Linked DNA regions of Mus musculus: region 2 is linked to region 1. The links are chromatin loops, found by intact Hi-C in ENCODE. Cell type or tissue: left cerebral cortex. All regions are shown on one strand. Each heading gives the region's core, and the rest is flanking DNA. Links, peaks and the distances in the headings are about the cores only. Region 1 holds the start of Gm51553 (a long non-coding RNA gene). Region 2 holds the start of Cdyl2 (chromodomain protein, Y chromosome-like 2).

What was found. Peaks named below come from ENCODE experiments on the same cell type or tissue, not always from the same donor. Only the 100,000 strongest peaks of a DNase experiment are listed, where the experiment ranks them.
Region 2: it touches region 1 in a loop (4-fold over the local background); 2 of 42 quality-filtered maps call a loop at or near these places.

Annotation. Positions count from the first base shown.
Region 1 is chr8:116,863,816-116,873,705 of GRCm38, forward strand. It overlaps Gm51553 (a long non-coding RNA gene), which reads left to right and starts at 9,812. Exons shown (of 3, transcript XR_003947463.1): 1 at 9,812-9,890. In left cerebral cortex, for the core only: CTCF peaks have their summits at 2,500 (motif pointing right), 4,491 (motif pointing left) and 5,106 (motif pointing left); DNase peaks (open chromatin) are centred at 2,540, 2,869, 4,524 and 5,104.
Region 2 is chr8:116,728,259-116,738,148 of GRCm38, forward strand. Cdyl2 (chromodomain protein, Y chromosome-like 2) reads right to left here and starts at 4,733. Exons shown (of 7, transcript NM_029441.3): 1 at 4,540-4,733. The coding sequence starts at 4,563. In left cerebral cortex, for the core only: no CTCF peak of the experiment used is centred there; DNase peaks (open chromatin) are centred at 3,234, 3,523, 3,773, 4,326 and 3 more places; H3K4me3 peaks cover 2,216 bases; H3K27ac peaks cover 1,453 bases.

The DNA.
Region 1 (9,890 bases), core at 695-8,694:
ATGGCCACAGCACAAGCCCAGGTCCTTCCGGGTCCGGGTGGCTCAGAGCACCTGCTAGAAGACTAGGAAGCTGCTGGATTTGTCCCAAAGGTTCTGGCTCTTTCCAGCCCTTGTCCTTGGACGAATCAGTGACACCTGGGAGTCTCTGTTTGTTTCTTCCTTCCTTCCTTCCTTTCTTTCTTTTTTTTTTTTTTTTTTTTTTGTTATTTCGTGGCAGGGTTTCTCTGTGTAGCCCTGGCTGTCCTGGAACTCACTTTGTAGACCAGGCTGGCCTCGAACTCAGAAATCCACCTGCCTCTGCCTCACGAGTGCCGGGGTTAAAGGCGTGCACCACCATGCACGGCTTCTTTCTTTCTTTTTAATGAAGATGCTATCTTCACCTCAGCCTCACGGTGGAGATGTTAGAGAAAGCAACACGTGTGTGAGTGCCTGACAGTCCACTGCAATTGGGGTGTGCCTGGTGAAAAATGGAGGTTCGGAAGAAGTTCCCTGGTGGGGCTCCTCTGGTCCCTGCAGGCCAGGCTTTTCATGATGGACAGCTGGTCTCCAGTGTTTATGTCATCCTAGACAGAGTCCTGAGGGAACGCCTCCTTCCTGCAGTATTCCTTATGAGATACTTTGGCCTCCTGTCCAGTGCCTAAAGATGTATGTTGTGGGTTATTGGTATCGAAATAAAAAAATAAGAGGCCAGCTGGCCTGACAACCTGAGTTCCAACACCTTTAAGGTGCCTAGCATGGAATGTGCCCATAAGAAAGAAAGGTTGGTCACAAATGGGTGAAAGGCAGAGAAGGGACCATACAGGAAGAGTGGGTAGTGGCCATCCACACACCGCACAGGGCAGTGGATGCTGGTCTGGGTTTTCTTGGCAAGATGACACATTTAATGTTTGAGAGCTGAACCTAGTGTTCCATGGATGGTTTCCTAGAGCTCCGTGAACCTCCCCAAAGAGTATGTGTGATAGAACACATTTCTGAAGAATAGTGCCCGTACCTTCACTGAGATTTCCAGAGGGACTCATTGTGCCAAAGGCTGAAAGCTGTTAACAGCATGATTTCAAGTAAGCCTGGGAAGTCTTAGTATATCCCAGCATCAGTGCCAGGACACTAGCCTCTGGTTATATGGTTTCCCATCTGGCTTGCCTCTAGGAAGAGAACACAGGAAGCTGTTTATAAGGGTCACTCGGGCCTCGTGAGAGCTGTATTTCTCACTGCAAAGAGAAAGAGAGGTAGAGACAGAGATGGAGACAGAAACAGAGTCAGAAACGAAGACAGAGAGAAACAGAGACAGAGAGAAACAAAGACAGAGAGGGATAGAGAGAGACAGAGTCAGAGACAGAGAGAGACAGAGTCAGAGAGAGACAGAGACAGAGTCAGAAATGGAGACAGAGAGAGAAAGGGAGAGAGACAGAGACATACAGAGAGAGACAAAGTCAGAAACGGAGACAGAGAGAGACAGGGAGAGAAACAGAGAGACAAAGAGACAGAGATAGACAGAGAGGGGGGGCAGAGAGAGAGAGAGAGAGAGGGAGAGGGAGAGGGAGAGGGAGATGGAGATGGAGATGGAGATGGAGATGGAGATGGAGATGGAGATGGAGATGGAGATGGAGACCCAGAGGAAAGAAACTACATAACCCTAGGTAAAGAGCAGCAAAACCCGGGGTAATAACTAACCATCTAAGTGTGTGTTCTGGGGTGTTCCTGTAAGGTAGAAAAGCTATGTTCTCAGGGACTCGAGATTTATTGAGATAAAATTACTTCATTCCCATGTCTGCCTTCCCTCCAATACAGTGAGCTCTTCACACTGATACCAAGCACTGCAAACGCCATCTGTTCCAGTAACTGTGGGGTATTGGGATACAATCTAGATGCCCCCTCCCATGATCCTGGCAAGAACCCCGCCTCCACACCCGACCACATCAAGTGAATACAAAATCAACTTCTTGGAAGACCCCTCTGGACAGAGAGGTTAGGCATAGAAGTACTAGCCACATCAGATCCACCTAACGTCTTCCTCCATCATTGCAAATGATGATGACAACATAGGAGTGAACAGAGACTCGAGTCACAGAAGCTGGAAGAGGTAAGGGGTGAACAGCGGGGTCTCCAGACCCTTGTCAAGTTCTTCTCCACATTCTGTGAACATCCGTCATCACATCCTCGGCAGATAGACTCCATCAGTGTGACAGAGTATAATAGACATAACCTCTGCCTTGAATTGCGTTTTTTCCATACATTAGAACTCTATACTAAAAACTACTGGAACGGTGTTAGCAAGGCACTTAGAGCGAAGCTAAAGACCTGAGATCCACCTCAGAGCCTCAAATAGTGGGAGGAGAAAACCAATTCACACAGAGAGAAACCTACACACAGAGAGAGACATATACAAAATAAATAAATATAACTGTATTTTGTTGTTAATTTTATTTTATTAGACAAGACGTGTATGGGCGTCTTGTCTGCTTTGATGGACACCACATGTGCGCAGTACCGGACATGGCCAGAAGGGGGCGTCGGAGATCCTGGAACTGCAAACAGTTGTGCCTGCCGATTCAACCCAGATGTTCCATAAGAATACAAAGTGCTCTTAACCACCAAGCTAAACTAGTTATCTCTTCAACCCCTAGATTTGCTTGAAAGCTTATTTCTTGCACTTAAGTTAGCTGCTGAGGTAGGTATGTTCAGCATGGCTCCAGGAGCCTCTTACTCCGAGACTCAGATAGAAGGAAGGTAGAAGGAACAGCCACACTGTGGCTTACTAATCTTGTAAAACAGGATAAGGCAGAAGACAGGATAGCAAGAGACAGTCAGAGCTTGACTCTGCAGGGAAAGCAAGAGACAGACAGCCCAGCTCTGCAAGCTCACGGAAGATTCTGCTCGGGCTCTGAGTAAACCATACCCACTGAAATGCCATTGGCCCAGATATACAGATGGACGGTCCACCTACTGGAATTACTCCTGAAAGAAATTGTTTCTGCTTCCGGGAGTATTCTGCAATGGCTCCAGGAAGCCACAGGACAAAGTGGGAGAGAAAAAAAGGAGGGAGGAGGGAGAAGAGAGGAGCAGACAATGGCATTGCAGATTACACCGAGACACAAACAGCACGTGGCAAAGACTCCATATCCTCAAGAAGTCTAGCCAGCGGGACTGGTGGAGGGAGAACAGAGGAAACTCCTAGATCCTGGAACAGAGTCCTGGCTGCGGACAGGGTGGGTTCTACTGGCAAAAACAAGATCTTGAGCACTAGAGATTTCAACATCTGGGGCCCAACTGGGGATCTAAGGATCCATCCGAACGCAAGGACCCCAGTCGGTGCATGAGTGTATCGGGCACCGTTAAAGAGTAATTTCCCCCTGTGCTCTATTGTGCTACTTTCATAATTGTTATATTAAAGGAGGGGGAGGAGGGGGAGAAGGAGGAGGGGGAGGGGTGGAGGAGGAGGGGGGAGGAGCAGCTCCGAGGCTATTATTGTTTTTAAACCACATGCCCTTCCCGAAGCTCCGAACATGACCCAGCTACCAAAGGTGGCTGCTTTTCCCTGTCAGACCTGGGGGTAGGAAAGGTTTCCCTTTCAGATGAGGCAGTGAGGCGCCCATTTCAGTCGCAAATGGTCCTGCCCAGCACATTAGATTTCACTCCCCAGTAAAGACTTTCCTGGAATTTTCCACGCGCAGATTCTGCCTGGGGTTGAAGGAAGAGCAAGGCCACCATGAGTTCATTACCCAGGATATCCTGAATCTTTTCCGGGCCCACGGCAGATTAGGGAACAGGGACTTTTAAGTGTCCTGGCTGGCAGGGAACCTGTGGCCAGTCGGCCCTGTGGCTTTGTTAAACATCAGCCAGAAGTAAGAAGCGTGACTTGAGCCCTGGGCTTTTAGTTATGCAGACCTTTGACGTTTGGTCTTCTCTCATAGCTCTGCAACTTTGGGCAAATGATTTAACTCTTGGAGCCTCCATTTTCTCCTTTAAAAATGGGACAATAGGGTTGGAGATACAGCTCAGCTGCAGAATGCCTGCCTAGGAGGCACGAGGGCCCTAAATTCAGTCCCCTAGAATCAGCAAGAGAAAGAGAGGCGGGAGGGAGAGAAGGAGAAAGGGAAGGAGAGAAACACTGGGGTCTCCCACAGTGGGATGGGATTTTAGAATAAAATACAGACTTACATTGAGGACATTGACAGTTTTGATACTAAGTCGTAATAGGGAAAAAAGTTGACTCATGGATGAATGTTTGAGGTGTTCCCTCCCCCACTTAAAAAAAAAAAAGTTAACATTGATTACGCTTCTTTTCTCCCGCACATCATCCTCACTCCTGGAGTCTTACTGGGGAGATCAGACAATGATTGGAAGAACCAGAGAACTAAGAACAGGGATTTGCAATAGAATAAGCTAAACAGAATAGAAGTAAGAGGCTGGTGAAATGGCTCAGTGGTTAAGAGCACTGACTGCTCTTCCGAAGGTCCTGAGTTCAAATCCCAGCAAACACATGGTGGCTCACAATCATCCATAATGAGATCTGACGCCCTCTTCTGGTGAGTCTGAAATCAGCTACAGTGTACTTACATATAATAAATAAATAATTTAAAAAAAAAATAAAAGTAAGAAGAGCTTACCGGAGGGGGCATGGATACAGTGGGAGTGAGGGGTGGGGGAGTCTGGGAAAGTGGCAGGGGCAAGAAACAAGCTGATAGATTGAGGACAATTCCATAGGATGAGGAAAGCAAAATCAGAGAAGGAGACAGACTCAGTCATCTGCAGCTGCGAAGCAAGCTACCCCAAGACTAAAACAATGAGGATTTATTATCTCCGGCTTCCTGCAGATCAGGGACTTCAGAGAAGCTTAGCTCGGTTTCTGTGGCTCTAGGTGTCTTGTCCTTAGTCCTTAGGCTCAGGATGCCTTCCTGTGGGGCTGGAGGCCCTGGAGAGCTTGACTGACAGATCATCTCAGAAGGTGGCTCACCCAGGGCCTCATCTCTCACCACATGGGCTCTCTCTCCACCAGTGAGGGTTAGAGGAGAGGTATTAGTGAGGGCTGGACAGACCACTCGCTGGTTAAGAGCCACTGCCCTGCCGTGCTACCAATGAAGATCCAGTGGATCTGATGCCCTCTGCTGGACTGTGTGGGCACACATGTACATGTGCGTGCACTGGCAAGTAAAGATAAATCTTTGGAGGAAAAACAGGATGAGTGTTATTGAGTTCACCGCATACTGAAGGAGAAGGAAAATATCCTTCATTTTTGTTGGGGCAGACATAGTGGATGGATGGATGGATGGATGGATGGATGGATGGATGGATGGATGGTTGTACAGCATTTAAATCTCTTTGGGAATTTTAGGGAACATGGCTATAGGTTATAAATTTACTTCCCTTGAGTATTTTTAGGAGACCACATATAAAGCTCCGGATTGTATCTAGTTCCAGTCCTGCAGTTGTCCTGGCTGAGTTGTTGTGACCCTTAGATTGGTCTACCTCCAGCCCACGGATCCATCCTAGAAATATTAATAAGTTTCAATGTCACTGCTACAGATGAACGCACAAAAGGAGAGAACCCGGTACCTGGGAACTTGCAACAGAGGAGGAAGTGGCCAATCCTTCCTCCGCACTGAATGTGCTGTCAGAAACAAGGTAGAGAAAAGAAGTCCCCAGCAGGGTTGGGAGAGTGGTGTCCAGTCTGCCCAGGAACAACTCACTGTTAAAGTGACTGCCAGCTTGCTACCTTCACTCCACTCCTTCCTACATACACTGGCCCCTCTGCCCAGAATTCTCCTGCCTCCAACCTTCCCATCATTCGGATTTCTAACGACACAGTATCACAAAAGTGGTCCCTGAACACCCTCCTGGGGTTAGAAACTCATCCCTTCCATCACCTGTTTGGTGTTGCTTTTTTTAAACATTTTGTCTTTAATCCCAGGACTTGGGAGGCAGAGGCTACGTGGATCTCTGTGAGATCAAAACCAGCTTAGCCTGCAGAGTAATCTCTAGACTACTCGGGGCTACATTGTGAGACCCTGTCTCAAAAAGCAAAGCAAAACAAACAAATGAAAGAACCCAAGCTTTAACTTTTAAGATTATATTTATTTGCTGGTTGCTGTAATGCATGCCTTTAAAACCAGAACTCGGGAAGCAGGGGCAGGTGGATTTCTGAGTTCCAGACCAGCCTGGTCCAGGACAGCAAGAGCTATATAGTGAGATCCTGTTTCATATATGAGTGATATATAGATATAGATATAGATATAGTGAGATATATATATATATATATATATATATATATATATATATATATATTCAGAGGTGCATGTTGGGAGATCAGGAATTGGTTCTCTCCTTCCACCTTGTGGGTTCCAGGGATCACACTCAGGCTGTCAGGCTTGGCAGCAAGCACCTTTACCCACTGACCCATCTTGCCAATCCAAAGAAACCCCGTCGTTACTATTACAATTATTTGATATTGATATTGATATTCCGGTTGATTGACTGCTGATGCGCAGACAAGATGATCTGTACCTGAATCTCTGGAAGCTGGCACTAAACATGTCTATGTTTGGAAATCAGTGCTTGAAAACCAAGAGCAAAGAAAGGACCTTATGGGGTCATCCTGGATTGTCCAGGTGGATCTACATCCACAACAAGTGTCCTGCATGAGACAGAAAACGACAGGGACTGGAGAGATGGCTCAGTGGTTAAGAGCACTGACTGCTCTTCCAGAGGTCCTGAGTTCAATTCCCAGCAACCCCATGATGGCTCACAACCATCTGTAACAGGATCCCATGCCCTCTTCTGGTGTGTCTGAAGACAGTGAGAGTGTACTCACATATATAAATAAATAAATCATAAAAGAAAATAAAAACAGAAGAGGAAAAGACAGTGGGAAATGGAGGCAAAGGGGGCAGGCTTCTGGGGCTGGGGGGTGGGGGAGGAGTTGGAGGAGCCACCAGGAGCTGGGGAAACCAAAGAACCAAAGAACAGACTCTTTGGAGAGAATGGGCCTGCTAGTCTCTCATCAGACTTGTAGTCTCCAAAACGGAGAGAGAATAGACTCTACTGAGCAAAGCTACCTAGTTGGCGATCATTTGTTGCAGCAGATAGATACAAATGAACAGCAAGGGAAGAAAGACAAGCTGATCTTGGTCTCTCCAACAAGGTCTAGTTTCCTTTGTGCTCATGAGTCTCAGTGACTAACTCCTGTTAGTACTTACCTACTCCTTAGGGGTCTGGCCCCCAACGTCAAGTGCTGGAAACGTGGTCCACAGTGTGATAGTATTGAGAAGAGGCGAAGCTAGGTGGAATGAGCGTTGTTCGCAGGATTGATGCGGGTCTGGTGCGGGCAGGAGAGAGAGCTTGCTGTTACAGAAGAGTAGTTTGGAGACAGGAAGACGGCTCTGTGAGGAAAGGCTCCTGCAGGTAAGCCTGATGGTCTGGTTTCCATCTCCAGAACCGCAGATGAAAGATGTGTGAGCTCCTACAAGCTGCAATCTGACCTACATGTGAACATGGTTTGAGCTCAGACAGACAGACAGACAGACACACACACACACACACACGTAAAAATAAATGAGGAAGCTTGAGTATCTCTCTGACTTTCTGTCTTGCCAGGATCACTCCTCCTCACCCCCATTTTCATCTTCATCCCACCCGCCATGTTCAGAGGCCACCAAAGGAGCCCTCACCAGAGGCCAAACAGATGGGGCTGCCTAATTTGAGGCTTCATATATAACTTGAACAAACTTCTTTATTTTGCAAAGCACCTAGCTTCTAGTATTCTGTTACAGAAACAGAAAACAGACTAATACAGAGATAAACATTTAAGTTAAAAAAAAAAAAAAGGAATAATTACAAGGCAAAGTACCTTCAGCCTCAAGAGTATTTCCTTCTAGAAAAGCATAAATGGCCTGGGCTTAGGGCGGTACATTAGCACAGGCTTGCCCTCTTGCTTACAGTGTCTTGTCTGCTGCTTCCTAGGTCTGTCCCCATGGGGAAGCAGAGCTGCATGTAGCTCCAGCAAGCTGAGAAAGGAGGCTGAGAAGGACTAGTGGCTGGGCGGTGCTTGGGCTTTGTTTCTGCTGCTCTGACTTGGAAACCTACCGAGCTCTCTGTCTCTTGTCCTTGTGTGTGTTTGTATCTCCCCTTCTGCTCCTCCCTCTAGTGCTTATCTGTTTAAGGTTGCTAGGACTGCAGCAGCCTAGGCTCTGTCCTGACAGCTCTGGTCACACAGGCATTCTGGGATAGTCACTGAAGGGCTTTAACCAGCCCAAGTGTGACAAACACGGCAGACATGTTGATGGCAAGTTCTGCCTTTTACCCTTCTACCATATCCCCTCTGCCTTGGCCACTTCCTCCTCCTAAGGCTGATTACCAAGGTTCAGCTATCACAGCTTTGAAGTCCGGCAATCAAAAGCCCCCTTTGGCTCACCTAATTAACATGCCCAATTAAAATTTAACAGCTCATCCTAACACAAGATTTCCTCTTTTATCTTTATAAACTGCCATTCGCCTATGGGCCGTGTCTGTCTCATCTCTATCCAGAGGTAGTTCTTTGTCCATCCAGGGCAAATATCCCTTCTGCCTCCCTTGTTCCCTTCCCCTTCTCCCTCATCTTCTATCTCCTGTCTTTGTCTCTTAATACCCATCCCTCTGGAGCAAATCAATCTCTTTTGTGCTGAGAACTTGGTCTGGAGGGGGGGGGTGTGTGTGCCCACTTCAAGGTCCTTACATCACCTGTTAGGAAGGCCAAAAGAGGGCATCAGATAGCCCAGAACCGGAGCTATAAATGGCTGTGAGCCACCTTCTGAATGCTGGGAATTGAACCTGGGTCCTCTTCGAGAGCAACAAGTGCTTTAAACTGCTGAGCTGTCTCTCCAGCCCCCCACGTCTAGCTTTTTATGAAAATGCTGGGTATTTAAACTCTTCATGCTTCTTCATCAAGCACTTTGCCACTGAGCCATCTCTCCAATTCTTTTCAAACTCATTCTTACACTGTCCTAGGCATGGGACAAATCCCTAGAGTAAAGACCAACACCCACCCTACCCAAGACAGAACCCGATGTTGACTCCACCCACACATAGTCTGTTAAACTCCACCCACACATAGTCTGTTAAAAGGCCAACTCTCTTTTGTGGTTTTCAATGAAGGGCTGTAGTGCCCCCTGGAGGACATAGAGATGTGTGGCAACATTTGCTTGGGAACTTTCAAGGGGTATAGAGGGTGGACAGGTTAGGGGGTGGTGTCCAGCTCGAATATTGAATAGACTACAGTGGAGGAGCTGCCTGGCTTAAAAACTAGACAATAGGACTGGAGAGGTGGCTCAGTGGTTAAGAACACTGACTGCTGCTCTTCCAGAGGTCCTGAGTTCAATTTCCAGAAACCACATGGTGGCTCATAAGCATCTGAAATGAGATCTGGTGCCCTCTTCTGGCCTGCAGGCATGTATGCAGGTCAAATATGTGTAACAATAAGTAAACAAATCTTTTAAAAAAGAAAGAAATTAGACAATAACCTTTCTGAACCCTGGCAATGGTGGAAGGCCAAGGACATAGCCTGATGTCTTCAGAGCTGTGGTTCCAGGCCTGGACTGGACCCTGGCAGGGAGAGATTCCATAGATATTTATTGAAGAAACAACAGGGAGTATAGACGTCTATGTACTGTCTCGGGGAACTAGGGCACCTGCTGCGCACACACTGTAAAATGGGGATGTTAATACATCAGTAAGAACCTGGAGGGGAAAACAGTATCTTGTTAGGAAACAAGCTGGAACTCCCTTTACGTGTGTGGATAATATACTGCTCTCTCTTCCTAGGAAGCTACTGGACTCTGTCCTGAAGCCTCGCTTAGAACTATGAAAGAGTTGAAGAGAGGCAGGCAGTTAGAAACACATAAATACCCACTGCCACTCGA
Region 2 (9,890 bases), core at 991-8,990, 140 kb before region 1:
CAACATAAAGTAGAAATACCTGGGAAAGGAGAACCTCAACTGAGGGATTGCCTACCTCAGAGTGGCTTGTGGGCCTATGAGGCATTTTCTTTTTTTTAATTTTTTATTAGGTATTTTCCTCATTTACATTTCCAATGCTATCCCAAAAGTCCCCCATACCCTCCCCCCCCCCGACTCCCCTACCCACCCACTCCCACTTTTTGGCCCTGGCGTTCCCCTGTACTGGGGCATATAAAGTTTGCAAGTCCAATGGGCCTCTCTTTCCAGTGACGGCCGACTAGGCCATCTTTTGATACATATGCAGCTAGAGTCAAGAGCTCCGGGGTACTGGTTAGTTCATAATGTTGTTCCACCTGCAGGGTTGCAGATCCCTTTAAGATTAGCATGGGAGCGCTAAGCCCAGTGTGGGTTGTTCCGCCCCCACGGGGGAAGATATCTGGTTATATTTGAAAGCAGGTCATCACTCCTAGCCCACGTAAAATATGGCTTATTGATTAAAAGTTGTAATAAGCCATTTTATGTATACTCGATTATAATATTTAATTAAAGAAATACTACAATGGAGGCTAAGATGTCTTTTATTGTTTCTTTTAAGGTCAGTAACTGCACAAAAGAAGAAAGAAAGTTTGATGCTGTTCGAGCTGTAGGAGGCAGTCTGCCATGTCTCTGCTTCAGTTCCTGCCTCGAGGTTCCTGTTTGGAGATCCTGCACTGGCTTCTCTCAGTGATGGACTGTGTAAGGTGGAAGTGTGTTTTTGTTCACAGAAGTAGATTTGGCCAGGGAATTGAGCTCAGCAACAGATACAGAACTAGGGCATGATATTACCACCACCAAAAGACCATAAGCTGGAGAAGAAACGTATGTAACTCTCAGCATCAGAATACCAAAGGTGGCTCACTGTGCTTTCTGTCTCCTGGACCCAGTCTTCCAATCGCTGTGAGTGAACATGTGACGAGCAGGGAAGAGACAATTGGTTGACAATTGGTTACCTCATGCTGTGCCACAGACGATGTGTTCCCGACACCCAACCATCTTGGCAAACGGCTGACTAAACTCCAGGGATGGCAAACTCTAATACCTTCTGGATTCAGATTTATTGTGTCAACATGTTAGAGAAATGGATGCTCCCGTATAAGGATCACTGTAGGAAGAGACAAGCTAAAGATCTTCTGCTCCATCCTGCTTTCGTACCTAACAATGAGGCAAGGCACACACACACACACACACACACACACACACACACACACTCAGGGGCCCTAGAACTGTCTAACAAACCACTTCTGGTGGCCCACATGTTGACTCGCACATCTGGGGGTGGGGGAATTACATTTTATAACCAGCCATATACGGCTTTAAGAAAATAGTTTTCAACCTGTAGCTTTCAACCCTTTGGGGGGGTCGAATGACCCTTTCACGAGGATTGCCTATCAGATATCCTTCATATCAGGTAAAGATCTGATTCGTAACAGTGGCAAAAAGTACAGTTATGAAGTAGCAACAAAAACAATTTTATGGTTGGTGTCGCCACAACATGAGCTTCATTAAAGACTTGTAGCATTGAGAAGGTTGAAAACCACTGATGTAAGGCATCAATCCATATTTGAAATCCTCCTCATATACATAACTAGAACGCATCAGAGAAGGTGAGGGCTCTGCTATCAGGGAAATAAAACCGGGCGGTCCATCAAATCCAAATTCCAGGACCTCCTTTAGACCCAGGTTTCCTTGCCAAGACTGAAGGTCATGTAAGCAAAGCTCATTTTGGTGTCTTTAAAATCAGCACCTGACTTCTTAACAAAGCTCTCTGGGGAAGGGTTGCTTTTTATAACAGGTGTCTAAAATCACCAAAGAGTCGGTGAATCTCTGACATCCAAACATCATCCCCATCATAAACCGTCGAAAGTAATGTCATCGGGCACCCAGGTGGAATACAGGTCACAAAGATTATCACTCCTAGCCTACTTAAACACAGCTTATTGGTTAAAGGTTATGATAAGCGATTCTGTGTACATCCAAGTATGTTTAATTAAGGAAATACCATCATATAAAAAGAGATGTCTTTTTTTTATTTCTTTTAAGGTTAGTAACAGCACTGAATATGCCCAGATCTATTTATTTTTAATCAATGGGCTATTTTTAATGCATATGGCAATTTGACAGTTAGAAAAAAAAATATGGACTGAGGCACACCTGGCGCTTCTTGTTTTTAAGTTAAACTCTAACAACCAATTGAGTCCCTCGGTGTATGTTATGTAATGGAGGCATGGGCTATAAAAATGTTGACGTTGGTTATATTCTCATAATACAGTTTAGCCCTTCTAGTAATGGCTGTGCAAATAATCAGCCACAGGAAAACCATTTTAGATCTCACACAATTACCTACCACCACAGAAGTAATTGTTATTATTGTCCTGCTTATTGAACTTCAATAAGCACTTTTGAGTTGCTGAGATAGTTCAAGGCCATTGCGGAAACTCCCATCTTCATCTGGGGACTGTAATTACCAAGGTTAAGAATGGCAGTTTCAGGTGAACATTAAACAAGAAATTATCCCCAGGAGGTTTGTAAGTTTCAGACTTTAAATGGGGACGCACTGACGTCTTCCTGTGATGTCCACTTCATGTCTTCAACAAGGCCACTTGTCACCCAAGCAATGTCAGCTGCTCTGAGACAACTCACCATCAGTGAGAAAAATCCCATGACCTCAACAAGATTGGCTTTGTTCCTAAATGGCATCCACTTTCTGCCAGGGTCCAGGGGACTTGGTCAAAGGTTTTCGTTTCACTATGTTTTAACTTTTTGGTTTCAGAGACTGCTCTGCCATCTTGGGGAAAGATGGATGAGTTTGGGTGGCCCGGAGTACTACATCCTGTCAGTTTCTCATCAATTTCCTCTCCCTCCCTGGCTTCTCCATCAGCACAAAGAGAAGGAAGGCCATAGGATAAAGAAGAGGGCAACTTATATCATTTTTTAAAAACGTGGGCCCCACCTGAGCCTGATGGCTTGTCACCCATCACCGGGCCCCACCAAGCTCAGAATCACCCAGAAAGCTCTGGATACATAGGAAGCTGAGATGCCTACCTGCCTGTCCTCCACTCTCCACTCACACCAGTCAGTAAACCTTCTTCCTGAGAAGCCTGGGCTTCCAGGAAGACCCCGGGAACAAAGCTTACAGTTGATGAACTACGACTGCAGTCTCTTAACCCAAAATGCTAACTCGACCTGTTCCACGACTGCATGGAAATTTAGACAACCTTCGGAATGACAGCCAACCGTAGTGGCTGGTTCATACTGGAGGAAAGGGGTGGGAAACTCAACCTGACCCGTGTGACACTGGTTTCTTGCAGTATCTGCAGGCCTCCTGGGAGAAGGTGGCCAGGCCCTTTGGCTTCTTTATTCAGACCCTTTTCGTGAGAACAAACACCTCTTGAAGGGCATACTCCCCCTGGGATCAGTGGTGGCTTCTTATTTGTCCAGGAGTCCAAATCCCACTCAAGAACTGTTGTGGTCCCGAGGCCAGCTAAGCCCTCTCTCCCCAGGGACCGTGGGTATTTCTTGTCCAAAAGATGACAGATGGACGCCTTCTTTCAACATTTTGAACCGATTTCAAAATATCCAGTGCCCACTACTACCTGTGTGACCTTAGAGACAAGTATGACCCCCTTAGTGTGCCAGTGGAGTTCTGGGAACTGGATTCACACCCATGTCCTCTGACAAGTCTGACCACCCACATACAAGTTTCAGGCCAGCTTCCCTTCCACCTGGAGGGTCCCTCTGCAGCCCCTCTTTCACCCTAGGAAGCATGACACCAGCAGAGGCGACCAACCCCCAAGCCCTTGCCAGGAGAGCTTCAGAGTCCAGAGAAGGGGGACACTAGGCAGCAGGTGGGGGGAGGGGGCAGGCACTCAGTGGCCCCTGTGGAACTGCAAGAGTGGTGTCCCCAGGGCACCCCCTCCCCCGTGCCCCAACACTCTTGTCCTTTTCATTCCCCTTCCTAGGAACCTGGCTCCGCTTTGATCACCCACCCAACCCACACCCGCGCACCCCCGGGGGCTCAAGACCCCTAAATTGGGCCGTCCGCAGCGCGGGCCCCCCCGCATTCCCTCGCACGCCCGGCGACTTTTTTTTTCTTTTTCCTTAATTTTTTTTTTAACCTGTACTTTTTTTTTCCACACTCGGGGCGGCTCGTCGGGGCTGAGCAAGCACCTCCCCGGGACCGCTACCTTCCCTCCCTCCGCCCCGGCTCCGCCCGGCTTCCTCCTTCCCCTCTCCAAGGCCGCAAAGTAGATGGAGTAAGAGAGTGTGTGCGCGAGAGAAAGAGAAAGAGGGAGCGGGCGCCGCGGGAGGCGGCGGCGGGAGGCGCGCCCGGCCCCCGCCACCCTCCGGTCCCCGCCGCCACCCTCGGGTCCGCCGCCACCCTCGAGTCCCCCAGCCGCCCTCCAATCCCCGGCGCCACCACCCGCGGGCTCAGGACTACGCTCACACCAGCTCGGCCAGGCCCGGTTCCCCGGCGCCGCCCGCGCCCCGGCTTCTCCGTACCTCGTAAAGGTCCCCAGAAGCCATGCCAGGCTGCGGAACTTGGCTCGCCGGGTGTGCGCGTCTTGCTCGCTCGCGCGCTCCCGTGCGTGTGCGCGCGGGGGGCCCGGGTTGCGCGCGCGCGTGAGCGCGTGTGTGCGTGCGTGTGTATAAGTGTGTGGTGTATGTGTGTGTGTTTGCGTGCGCGCGCGCGCGCGTGTCTGTGTGTGAGTGTGTGTGAGAGTGTGTGCGCGCGAGTGTGTGCGGCGTGTTGAGTAAACTGTGTTTTTGCAGAATGACAGGCTTGGGGGCCGCCTGTGCGCAGAATCGGAGCGGGCGGCGGCGGGGCTGGCGTAACCGGCGGCGGCCGCGGCAATCGCGGCGACACGCGAGCGCGGGCAGGGGCGACCGACGGCTGCGCAGCGCGCCCTGAGCCTCGGACGCGGCCCCCTGAGCGCCCGGGCCCCCGTGTCCCGAGGCCGGTGACTGTAGCGCTCGGCTCGCCCCGGCGCCGCCTGCAGGAAGCCGCCCCGCGCCCGCCGCCCGCCCGGACGCTGCTGCCACTGGGCGAGTCCCCGCCTCCCGGGAGCCCGGCCCGGCCCCCGGGGCGGAGGGGGCGGCGGCCACCGAGGGCCGAGCCCGGGTACCGCTCCCGAGCCCGGCCGCGCGCGCAGCCGCGAGGCCCCCAGAGTACCCGGCCAGGTGCCCACCCGGAATGACCTGCCCGGGCTGCGAAGGGGCGGCCAAGAGGCAGGTATCAACCTGCAGGTCTCAGGCAAGGGAGCCCCTCTTCAGTCCTGCTTCTAGCTCCAGAGTACCCCACTCTTCTCCTTCCCGGGGAGGGGACTGGGCACGTTCTTAGGAAAACTGGCCCCTCGGAGCTGAGGGGCCCCCTTGCTTCCAGGATGAGTTTTCAAGGAGAGGAGAGAGGAAGTGGCTGGTCCACAGGCTCCAAGGAGAGCCAGGACAGTGGCAGTCACCACTAAACCCTGCGAAGTGTTTTAGAGCCAGACATGGCCTCCCCTGGAAGCTCTCTTGCCTCACTATCCAATCAGTTAATCAACAAACATTTCCCAAAGTCCACCCAACTACAAGTGTCTGCAGCCACCAGTGAGACCCTGCCCACACTGGACTTTGAATCCCAGAGGGAAGAGGAGATGCGCATTAGGGAAGAGAGGAAGGGTTCCTTCAATGTCTCAACAGGAGTTCCCTCTACTGCTGGGCTACAGAGGTAGAGTTACCTCTTTCTAAAAAGTTATCTCCTCCTAAAAGCATCCTGTATGTATGGTCACCTTTGTACCTAAAGGCTTCTCTTTTTAAAATAGTACAACTCTCTCAGAATCCCGGGGTGAGTGTTCTGACATTGGAGAAGGACACAAGGGACTCAGGCTCCAAATGTCTGTCCACCTCGTCATTTTTTTTTCAATTTTTTTACATTCAAATATGTAATGAATATGAACCATATCCTCCTTTGGTCGTTTGCTGTTTGCAGCACGGTGGGCAGATCACCTGCTCTCCTTTCCAAATGGGTGGCCATATACAAGCAGCACCGTGGAGGATCCAGGTACCCGTGGTGATGTGGCCTGTCCATCCCCCAGGGAACTCAGTAAAGCTAAGTTGTATCTTAATCTAACCCCTGGCCTCTCCTGCTGCAGAGGGGCACGACAAGGACTTATCTGACTGCCACAAACTTTTACCACAGTGGCTGGTGGAGACTGATCCAGAACCGAGTGAGTGATTCTTGTTGGACTATGTCAAAACGACAAATTGTGTCTCCAGCTTCAAGCGAGAATCCAGCATTAAGAGAGTGAGGAGAAAATGGTGGCGGCATGAAAAGAAACAGAAATGTCAGGTTTACAAACGGTAGGAATTGGCACAGCCCTAGGGCTCATTCTCTCTTTGTAACTGGTATTTTCCTCCATGACCACTCTTCTAAATGATACGACTAATAATAAGTACCTCTCAGTCCATAGGTGGCAAAACAAACCTGCACAAGCCTCGGTTCGAGCAGTTATGCTCCCATCATCTGAGAATGGGATTCGGACGGGGAGGGAAGGAAAGGAACTGGGTTTGACATAGTATGCTAAGTCCAATTTAAAAACATGATCAGTACTTGGGGCTAGGAGGAGGGGCATATTCTAAACTTGGTTGTTCTGATCAAATTTTCCCTGGGAATGGGAACAAGATATGAAAATCCCTACTTTAGACTGGTTTGCGAGACTTAGGGACGTGGGTATTTGCTGAGGAACAGCACGCTCGGGATGTTTTATTGAGATCGAACAAGAAGCTTGGTAAGTCACAGGGAAGGAATTTGAGGATGGAAGGAAGGTAGGGAGCAGGCAGTTCTGTGGAAGGAGAAATAGAAGATCCCAAAGTGATCTTGGATGGTGAGTGCCAGTTAGGTTAGCTCGTGGAGGGTCTTGAACACCTAGTCAAGAAGTTTGCCACCTAACGGGGCCGGGAGCCAAAAGGAACCAAAAAGAATCAGAGCATCTGGAAACAAGAGGGAAGCCTACAAGAACCATGAGAGCTCTAACAAGTTGTTTGAACTGAGAGAAAAGGAGACCAGTTGCAGTGGCCCTCGAAAGGAGAGGCCAAATGAAGATGTAAAACTGGACCAGCCAGATGCCCCCAGGGAAGAAGTCGCTAACTCTCTCTAAGGCTGCTTGCTCCACCTACTTCCAGCAAGCATTTGCTCCAGACCAACAGGACCTGGTGACTAACAGGATGTGTGAGAAGCAAGGGCTGGGGGAGGGGTGAGCAGCTAAGGGAAGAAAGGATACACAGATGACTAAGGGTTGGAGCTGTGGCCCAACCACCCACCCACCCATCACTACGCTATTTTAATTTTGAGTTTATTTCCCCGGACCAAGCTGGCTTCCAGGAAAGACAGATGCTTCCTGAGGCTAAAGCGGGGAGGGGTCTTTGGACAGTGCTGTTCCAGATTCTTTCAGACGACACGAGGAAAGTGCAAGACTGCCACCACCTCCCACGGGCTAGGGTAGACCCTTCCGACTAACCAACCGCACGCTGCTCAAGGACTCATGAGAGAAAACTCCGTGACACCCACTTACAGGAAGAGCCCTCTTGACTTGACGGTGCAGACTCTGAAAGGATGGAGTCACTTTCGAGACTGTATGGCATCAAGGTTGCATGGGATAGGAGTGGCCTATCTCCACTCTCCAACACTTTCTGCGGGCTGTGTTTCCTTGATGAAAATACGTACTCTGCTGGCCCCCTGGCAGCTCCCCTCTCCACCCAGGGTATTTATAAATCCCAGGGAACATCTCTGATTGGCCCATAACCTGGTTCTTAGTGTGTTTGGCCCAGTCAATAATCACTAATGGTACACTACGATTGGCCAGACGTAAGTCACAAGACCGCCTGAGAGATAGACGGGTGTAATGATCAGCCGTTTAATCATAAGTTACACGGTTGGAAGTGGGGATGAGTGCAAAGGAATGTCAGAGATACAGGAAGAAGATGGATGGAGAGGCTGGCGCCCTCTACGCTGGGACAGAAGGCAAAGTTGGGAGTGAAGGAGCCAGCTGCCCAGCTTAATCTTACAATAAAACAAAACCAGCCAGTTTACCAGCCAAGGAGAGATTAGACCCACTGCCCTGACTGAAGACATATTGTCTTCCCAGGGCAAAGTGTCATGTTGCCCTCTGGTGCTGTACAGTGGTTGGGCATGGGGAGTTACAGAAAGCACACTGGCTTTCTGACTCTTAGATCATCACTATTTACTGGGTTTCTGATGTAAGGCTCATCATCTCTGTATCCTTCCATAGCTAGAAGTACCCTGTATGTAAATGACCTTCCCGGTATACTGAATTCCACACCCCCAACTCTAATGGCTCAATACAAGATGCCAAAAGGCTGCTAGTTCCCTGTTGAAAATAAGCTTTCTGTTTGTCACCTGGCAGTTTTCCCTCCCCTCACAGGGCATTTGTTTGGTGCATTCTGGCTCGGGGTCTCTGGGGAGATTCAAGTCAAAAAGTTTGGTAGATCTGCCATTCTGGAGGCTTAAATGGGTCTGGAAGACCTGACTCCAAGATGACCTTCCACGTGGATGCTGGCAGGAAGCTGTTCAACTGCCCTGGCATCATCCTTATCTTTATCCCTGTAATAAATCCGTGTTAATTGTCAACGTGACAGAATTCAGAATCACCTGGAAGATGGGCCTCTGATTACGCCTACGGGTAATAATCTTGACTGTGTTCACTGATACAGAGAGACCCGTTTTAATTGTGGACAGTTCCATTCCCTGGGCAAGGGATGCTGGGGTGTATAAAATGTCCAAAGCAAGCTAAGTAATAACATGCACGCGTTGCTTTGTCTCTTCTGATTAGGGATGCAATGTAAGCATCTGATTCGAGCTGTTGTTGTCTTGACTTTGCCCCCATGGTGGACTGTTTCTTGAGCTTGGAGCTAAAATAAACTTTTCCTCCCCTTAACTTGATGTTGTTTTTGTCATGGCAACCAAAAACAAACAAACAAATCCAGCACAGCATTCAGAGCATGGGACAGTTGCTCATGCGACGTCCCTGCCACTGCTCGGCGGATTACCTGACGTCGCTATGGCATGCCTGGTGTGGCCAGCCTAAGCAACTGGACATATCTCTGGTGATAGGTCCAGTTACCTCAAAGATGAGGAAACTGAGAGCTGCTGGACAGTGATGGAGTGCAGAGAGTAAGATCCCAGGCTTTGGAGATCTTGCCATGGTCACCAACGCTGCCCTGTCCATCAGAGCTTGTTCTTTGGAACTTGGTCGCCAAGTCAAGTCAAATTCAAGAGAAAGAAAGGAGACTCTACCTTTTAAAGGGGGACTATAAAAACAACAACAACAACCTCCAGATTAAAAAAAAAATTATCACATTTGTAAAATTGACAGATAGTCCATTGATATGTTTTGAGAATTAAATGCGCTGCTATTCACAAAGTGCCCGCCACTAATAAGAGTTGGAATGGTGCCCATTATATTACTGTGACAACTACTGTTAACTAATTTCAAGCTTGAAATACGTCTCAGAAATGTCCATAAAGGTTCAGAATTCCTAAAACAAAAAAGGGGGCGGGGCAGTAAATCAGATTTCAAAGTAAACACTATTTTCCATATCTGAAGAAACACCTACTGCTAATTAAACTTGATTTCCAGTATTAACTTTAAAAGACTCCACAATGACAAGGATGGATGAAGTGAATTCAGTCTTAGTCCATAGCTACACTATGCTAGGCATGATTAATGCTAAACAACAATCATAAAAACGCCCTGCCCTTGTGGTGGTTGGCATACAATGAAAACAACTGACAATAACAAACCACTTAAAAAACAATAAGCCAAAAAAGAAAAAAAAATAGGGCTAATGTGCTC